2 separate regions of the Homo sapiens genome follow, and region 2 is linked to region 1. A link is a loop called in an ENCODE intact Hi-C map of the cell type or tissue named here. Cell type or tissue: PC-9. All regions are shown on one strand.

Region 1 (4,000 bases):
CACGAAAGTTTTTCCTGAAGAGCCACTGCGCCCATATTTTGCTCCTTCCACTCTCCCAGAGCAGGGTATCCTGAGTGTCTGTCCTGTGATAAATCCAGGCACTGCCCATCCTCTAGTCCATCCTGGGGAGGGCAAATAAACCCCCACTGCATAGAAACAGGATCGGGAAATTAAATTACTTGGTGGGTAGACCTAGGAAGTTTCTGTTGGGTATACATATTTTACAAAATCATAGCAGAAAAATATAGACCATTCCATGATGTAGTTAACTTCATAGATTCATTAGAATAGAAGCTGAGTTTTAAATATTGATTATTGTCACCATCAAACGTGTTGAGTTTTGTGTTTATATTTTGTTTCCTAATGATATGTTTTGTATTCTTAATTTCCAAATGCTTTACCTTTTATTTCTGTAAGTTCGGCTTTATGTATTATGGAGTTTATAAGTTAAATAAATATTTGGCTGTAACCAAATGGATTATGTGAGTTTCTAAATAATAGGGGTGCAACACTTTTTATTCATAGTGCAATGTGTGGGTGGGGGGGTGGGCAGGGGTTTGTGTGTGTATTTGAACAAAACAAATGTGGATAAATACCTGTGTCTTATCCAGCACTGAACAACTTTCCACCACCACAGCTCCGTGTAGCTAACATTGTCTTGGACATGAGATTGTCTACATTAACAATGGTAATTCCCCCACTGTAGAATGTACTGCTTTGTCTCGAGTGCACTCCTGGTAATACCTGACTCTGATCAGCCGATCCTTCCTCCTTCCGTTATCCCTGTGGGGTCCTCAGTGCTGTGCTCCTCTGGCTGGCACAGCTCTGGTCACTCTGGAGATGCATGCTGGGGGCCAGGCAGTCATGCTCTTATCACAAGTCAGTTCCCTGCAGGAGGGATCTACTGAAACTAGTGCTGGCTTTTCAAGTGTTCTTTGCATTTTAAACCATTGGCAACCTTTACATACTTTTTTTTTAAGAGCCTCACTCTGTCACCCAGGCTGGAGTGCAGTGGTGTGATGTCAGCTAACTGCAGCCTTGACCTCCCCAGGTGCAGGTGATCCTTCCACCTCCGCCTCCCTCTAGCCCCAGCTGGGACTACAGGTGTGCACCATCATGCCCAGCTAATTTCTCCTTTTTTTTTTTTTAAATAGAAATGGGGTTTCACCATGTTCCCCACGCTGGTCTCAAACTCCTGGGTTCAAGCAATCTGCCCACCTTGACCTCCCCAAATGTTGGGATTACAGGTGTGAGCCACTGCTCCTGGCCTTATATCCCATTTTTAAGAATCATTGAAGATGGTCAAGGGTCTGAGGTGTCAGCATTGTGAGCTGACTTAGAAAAGGCCCTGCCTCCCAGCCACGTGAATGTGCTGGGGATATATGCAATATTCTATGACTGAAAAGTACACTTTCAGCAGAATCAGGAAGATCCCAGTATATGTATACCTGTCCTGACTGGCATAGGTAAGTTTCCCAGACTCTGACTCCAGAATTCATGAAGTTTCAGAAAAACTAGTGGAGGGAAAGGTAGGAGCAGGAGGAAAAGGAAGAAGCCAAGCAAAAGTGAAATTTTTGGTAAAACCCAAGTTTTAAAAATAAAATTTATTATTAATTAATTAATTAATTTTTTTTAGAGACAGGGTCTCACTATGTTGCCCAGGCTGGTCTGGAACTCCCAGTGTCAAGCTATTCTCCCACCTCAGCCTCCCTAGTAGTTGAGGTTATAGGTGCCAGCCACCACATCCTGCCTCAAATATTCTTTAATTTCTCTTGCGACTTCTTTGACCCATGTGTTACTAAATCTCTAAACATTTTCAGAGAAGAGTGTTGTTTAATATTTTTGAAATTTTCTGTCTTTCTGCTAGAGATGGCTATTCTGATCTATTGTGATCTGAAATCATCCTTTGTATGATTTATATTCTTTTCAATATGTGAAGGTGTGTTTTATGGCCCAGAATATGGTCTATATTGAATATTCCTTGAGGGCAGACCGGGCACCGGACCTCAATCTCGGGCGCCATCTTCTGGTTGTTAGAACAAACTGCCCGAGAAAGGCTCCCTCAAATCCCCTCATTGCTGGGTTCCCCACATGGCAAACTGGATGAACACCAAGGAGCTCCTTTTGCTCCATGCAGTTCAACAGAAAAGCCCTGTGGGTGGGCATTTGTCAACTTCTCCTCTGGACAAAGATGCCCCGGTCAGAAACACTCCCTGAGACCCTCCCAGCATCCAGATAGCAGCCCAGGCTGTGACATCTCACCCTCAGGCCAGATCCAAGCAGTGAAATATATAATCTAATTTCTTCCCCAGCCCAGCCCCTTGAGTCCCAGTTTTTCATTCTCCCATTCTCAACTCTCCCACCACTGAATGATCTAAAACCACAGGGAAACCTTTTATTGAATTATATTTTAATAAAGAGAGCCATCTCATTTCATGTAGTTTGTGATATAAGGAAAATAGTAAGATTATAAAAATATCTTTTACTTTTGACATGGTTACTAACAAAGGGAAAGGAAAAAAAAACGCCAGAAACTTGAAAAGCCTGATTATCTGGGGCTATTATTCCTGTTTGTTTTAAAATCAAACTTCTAAACACAGATCTTAATCCCAGCACTTTGGGAGGCTGAGGCGGGCGGATCATGAGGTCAGGAGTTCGAGACCAGCCTGGCCAACATGGTGAAACCCCGTCTTTACTAAAAATACAAAAATTGGCCGGGCATGGTGGTGGGTGTCTGTAGTCCCAGCTACTCAGGAGGCTGAGGCAGGGGAATTGCTTGAACCAAGGAAGCGGATGTTGCAGTGAGCCGAGATCACGCCATTGCTCTCCAGCCTGGGCGACAGAGTGAGACTCCATCTCAAAAAATAAATAAATAAATAAATAAATAAATAAGAAGCATAAAGAAAAAGCCCATTTGAAGAAACCATGGTCTAGTGAGGGTGACTTTAGGAAAGACTTAAGATTAGGTTGAATTAATTTCCTTGGTCTAAAATAAATATGAAGGCTGGGCATAGTAGCTCATGCCTGTAATCCCAGTACTTTGGGAGGCCAAGGCAAGAGGATCACTTGAGGTCAGGATTTGGAGACCAGCTTGGGCAGCATAGTGAGATTTCTGTCTCTAATTAACAAAATAAATAAATTAAATAAATATGAGGTGGTTTTACTTTGTGAGTAAAAAGTACTTGAAACTAGCTCCATTCATTGCATAAGGGCTAATAGTGATGCCTCATATTTGGCTTTGAAAGTTTTCTGGCCAAATTCCAAATTTTGTCATATGCAAACATGATATTCAAAAGCTAATCCAGAAAAAAGGGTATGTCTATATTAATCAAAATACAACCACTTGCAGGATAAATTGCTGTCCTTTGCACGTGGTGCTTCTCTATATCTTCAGTAAAAAACTCATTGATTCCAGATTTAAATCAATAACTGATTGAGTTAAAGAGAAGGGGCAGGATGTGGATAAAGTGGGAGGGAGGACTTTCTATAAAAAAGCCCCTTATAGGTGGGTCCCACTCCACATCTCAGCTCATTTCAGAAGCAGCTGGAGCAAGAGAAGCATCTTGTGGAAGTGAGTCCAGTGTTATTCCTTTCTCACTTCTCAGCTTTCTACAAAAGACAAATATAAGAGAGCAACATCCAGGGAATGAAGTAATTAATGCTGCAAGTATGATCTGAGGCCAACTCAATGCCAGGCACAGTGGGAGCACTTAGGGACACGGGATCCTCTGCCCAGAAGCTGAAGGCAGGACTAGATTCTCAATACACAGGCTGGGAGTCTGACAGATTCTTTCAATCAAATCATAGCTTGGGCTACTCTAGGAGATGATAACTTGAGTTTCCCCCATTGACTTAACCCTTCAGCTGCTGCTATGGGTCTGTGCCCAGCCAGGTGGGACCAGATGAAGAGTTGGAGGGGCTCTGGGTCTAGGCTAGGGATGTCTCAGACAAAATAATGTAATTCATATATGTAGCTATGTATTTCCTGATAGCCAAGTTA
Region 2 (4,000 bases), 190 kb before region 1:
CCTTGGTTTTTTACTCAATTTTTTTTTCTGGCTACTTTTTCTTTATGTGGATTATACTGGATAGACAGGTTTTTCTCATGTTTTTTAAATAGAGTTATTTCAGATATTTCCCCTTTGCAAAACATTTTATTTTCTTCCTAATAATTCAACACAAAGGGCCACGTTTCTTTTTTGGAACCAAAACATCGTGATCACCTTTCTTACTTAAGGAATATTTGTATCAAAGCCAGAAGCGGATGCTTTGCAGTAATCAGAAGTAGGCATGAAAATAGGAATTTTTAAATTGTATTTTTAAATGTTGTTTTTGATTTAATATTAATTGAATGGCTTGCCTCACTTTGGTGTTTTTAATGTAAAATCTGTTTTTTATATGCTAAAAGTAGACTTGCACAATGTCTGGCGCACTCTGCCTACAGATTCTCCGTTTTGTTTTTCTTGTCCCTTCCACTGCGCTCATATCCTCAGACAAGTCCATCCTTGCCCGATACTCTCCTCCCCCAGCAGTCTTCAGATCGTCTTGAAACTTTGAAGATTCGAAGAGATTATTAGGCTGATAAGTCCTTTTGTTATAGGAAACACAGTTGCACAGCTTGAAAAAATAAAACCCTTAGGCTTAATGTTTATCGCCATCTTCTAGGTTGCTTCATCATGGCTTCCATTGATTAGCTTGGATTTCTGTTACCTCTTCAGAATCTTTAAGGCTGTCCGTGGGAAGCCTATAGATTAGGCCCATTTTATCTCATGGCTCATTGTGATCTGTTTATGCATAGCAGGCACTTTAATGTGAAATTATTCTTTCTAACTCTTGATATCTTTGAACTTTTACATATTTCAAATGAAAACCATTTGTTTACTTTGCTTTTAAGACCAATTCTAATTTCAAAAAATTGAGAACCTATTAGAGTTTTTTTTGTCATCATCGATTTTTTTATGCATTCTTACCTGAGAACTTAACAGTCATTCCTTTGAACTCAGGATCAAAGAGGAGCTGAGAAAGAAGTTAAAGCTGTTATATTTCCATTTCCTTCTCAGTTAGGTTATTATAGATATACTTTATTATTTGGGTTTGGAAGGAATCTCCAAATTGCCCAGTATGTGTGTGCAAGAATAACTTCAAATTTATATTCTAAAACTGATCCGAATATTGATCTCACGTGGTTAAGAGTATATTTTAAAGTATTATTACCAGTTGCTGGGCGTAGTGACTCATGCTTGTAATCCCAGCAATTTGGGAGGCCAAGGCGGGCGGATCACGAGTTCAGGAGATCGAGACCATCCTGGCTAACACGGTAAAACCCAGTCTCTACTAAAAATACAAAAAAAAAAAAAAAAATCAGCCAGGCGTGGTGGCGGGCGCCTGTAGTCCCAGCTACTCGGGAGGCTGAGGCAGGAGAATGGCGTGAACCTGGGAGGCAGGGCTTGCAGTGGGCTGAGATCGTGTCACTGCACTCCAGCCTGGGCGACAGAGCAAGACTCCATCTCAAAAAAAAAAAAGTTATTACCAATTTTATGTAAAATGTAAGCTGAGTATATCGAACATGGTTGAGGTTTTTGTAGAACCACAGTCTAATAATTTTGAACATGAATTCTCATCACAGGGATGTGATAGAGCATTACACAAATCTGCTAATCCCAGGATCTATTCCAGAAGCAGCAATCTGAGGAATTAAAAATAAAATCCTTAATTTATTATATATTTACCTCCTTCTTAATACAAAGCATATGGGGAGGGGTTCTGACTAGTGGGTTCTGTTTTATCAGTGTTTCACTGTGTAATTTTTAAAAGACTTCTTACTCATTGATTTTACAATGTTTTTGCTGCTTAACATTACAGCTGTGAATATTAAGGAGCTGTTGCCATATTCCAAAAGTATGTCCTCAGGAGCTTTGTTTACATTGTTCATCTTCATAAACCTTTTTTAAAAATATTAAGAGTAATTTTTGATAAGCATTTAGATTTCCAAATATGAATTATTTCTCTCCCATGCTATTTTTGGTTTGTTCTTTTTGACTTATAATCAGCTAGACCATTAAAAGATAAAATAATAACTACTTCTTGTAGTTATGAACATTATGAACTTATGAACATTTGTTTTCTATGAATGACCTAGAAGACAGGACCATTTATCTGACAAGGATGCAGGTGGACTATCAGATGTCAGTGTTCATTTTCTCCTGTGGGGTATGCCACAAGATGGCACTGTATTAGACATGCAGAATTTTTGCCTAGTCATGATATTGGAATCTTTTTTTTTTTTTTTTTTTTTGAGATAGAGTCTCACTATGTCGCCCAGGCTGGAGTGCAGTGGTGCGATCTCAGCTCACTGCAACCTCCACCTCCCAGGTTCAAGCTATTCTCCTGCCTCAGCCTCCCTAGTAGCTGGGACTACAGGCACGTACCACCACACCCAGCTAATTTTTGTATTTTGAGTAGAGACGAGGTTTCATTGTGTTGGCCAGGCTGGTCTCGAACTCCTGACCTCAAGTGATCCGCCCACCTTGGCCTCCCAAAGTATTGGGATTACAGGCACGAGCCACTGCGCCCAGCCTGGAATCTCTTTATAATATCAGATGTCTCACTTTAAAGCACATGGCTCACGTACATTTAATAGAATTTGTTTTTTTGAGCGGGATGTGATTTTTGATGACTCATTCTGATACATTAAAGTCTCTTTTCCCAATCTTTTCAGTTTATAATCAAGAAGAAGACTCTTTTTATGTACACCATGATATACTCTTGTCTGCATATCCTCTGAGTGTGGAATGGCTGAATTTTGATCCTAGCCCAGATGATTCTACTGGTAATTAGAAAACTTAAGGTTGTTCAATGATTTCCAGTCTTATGTATTTTCTCCTAGCTCCATAAATTATGTATTCTCTTGAATGTTTTCAGAATTGTTGCTGATATTTTCTGAAGTTACTGTTATTTTATGAAGTTATAGAGTTCTTAACACACCATCACTTTATTGTTTGGGGTTCATAAATCCCCAGACTTCAGGTAGGCTAAGGAGGTAGCTGCTCTACTACAGGCTGAAGGACAGGGCCTGAAGCCTTTTGGACTGTAGAACTGTAAAGGTCCCATAAAGACTCAGTATAAATGGCCTGATATGTGAGATGTTACCAGCTAGAGTTCAGTGGCATAACCTGTTTTAGAAAACATAAGCTAAAACCGAAATGAAGAGGCTTGTCACAAGTAATTAGGTTTTCATGTTAGTCTTTGTAACCACATCTGCACACTATTAGTTGCCCCTGTCCGTACTTTTTAATAAAGGTAAACACTGTTTATACTGTCTTACGTCTTGTTTGCACACCTTGTTCACATTCATGATCTGATCTGATCTTCATCCCCACAGCACCCCATGAAGGAGGACGGGAGGAGGGTTATTCTCGTTATATAAATGAAAACACTGGGGCCAAGAGATTGAGCCTTTCCTACTCAAATTGTGGCCCAAAGACCAGCAGCAGCACAGCATGGTTATCACCTGTGACCTAGTTAGAAATGCCCACCCAGAACCACCTGAAATACAATCTGCATTTGTAACATTCAGATGCCGCATATGCATATAAGTTTGAGAAGCACTGCTCTAAAGCATTTTTCAGTTAATCTACAGTATAATGTATTTGATTAGAAGTTCTGTATGTCTTTTTTTGTGTAATCATACATGCATTGTTTCCTCCCATAGGAAATTACATTGCTGTAGGAAACATGACCCCTGTTATTGAAGTGTGGGACCTTGATATAGTGGACTCTTTAGAGCCAGTCTTCACACTCGGAAGTAAACTTTCAAAAAAGAAGAAAAAGAAAGGAAAGAAGGTAAAGAAGTTAATAAATATTTAAACTCTAATGACAGAGGTAAGTTTACTCGGGAGTAGGGGTGAAGGGTAAGACCGTACACTTTTTCAATCAGGTATTCTTGGTGAGATGGGGTAGGTAGTTATGAAATTATTGTAATTTTTAGTTTTGAAAAGGCCATCCAAAGAAAACTTATTTCTGATTACA

Evidence for each region. A loop is a pair of places that touch in the nucleus more often than their neighbours do. Peaks named below come from ENCODE experiments on the same cell type or tissue, not always from the same donor. Only the 100,000 strongest peaks of a DNase experiment are listed, where the experiment ranks them.
Region 2: a loop joins it to region 1, with 13 times the contacts of the local background. A loop is called at or near these places in 9 of 110 quality-filtered maps.

What each region holds. Positions count from the first base shown.
Region 1 is chr12:107,883,248-107,887,247 of GRCh38, forward strand. No RefSeq gene overlaps it. Among named protein-coding and RNA genes, the nearest start is that of ASCL4, 110 kb to the left of the region's middle. In PC-9, CTCF peaks have their summits at 2,048 (motif pointing left) and 2,247; no DNase peak of the experiment used is centred here; H3K27me3 peaks cover 856 bases.
Region 2 is chr12:107,693,784-107,697,783 of GRCh38, forward strand. It overlaps PWP1 (PWP1 homolog, endonuclein), which reads left to right. Exons shown (of 15, transcript NM_007062.3): 6 at 2,691-2,801; 7 at 3,684-3,814. Among named protein-coding and RNA genes, the nearest start is that of PWP1, 10 kb to the left of the region's middle. In PC-9, a CTCF peak has its summit at 2,197 (motif pointing right); no DNase peak of the experiment used is centred here; H3K27ac peaks cover 685 bases.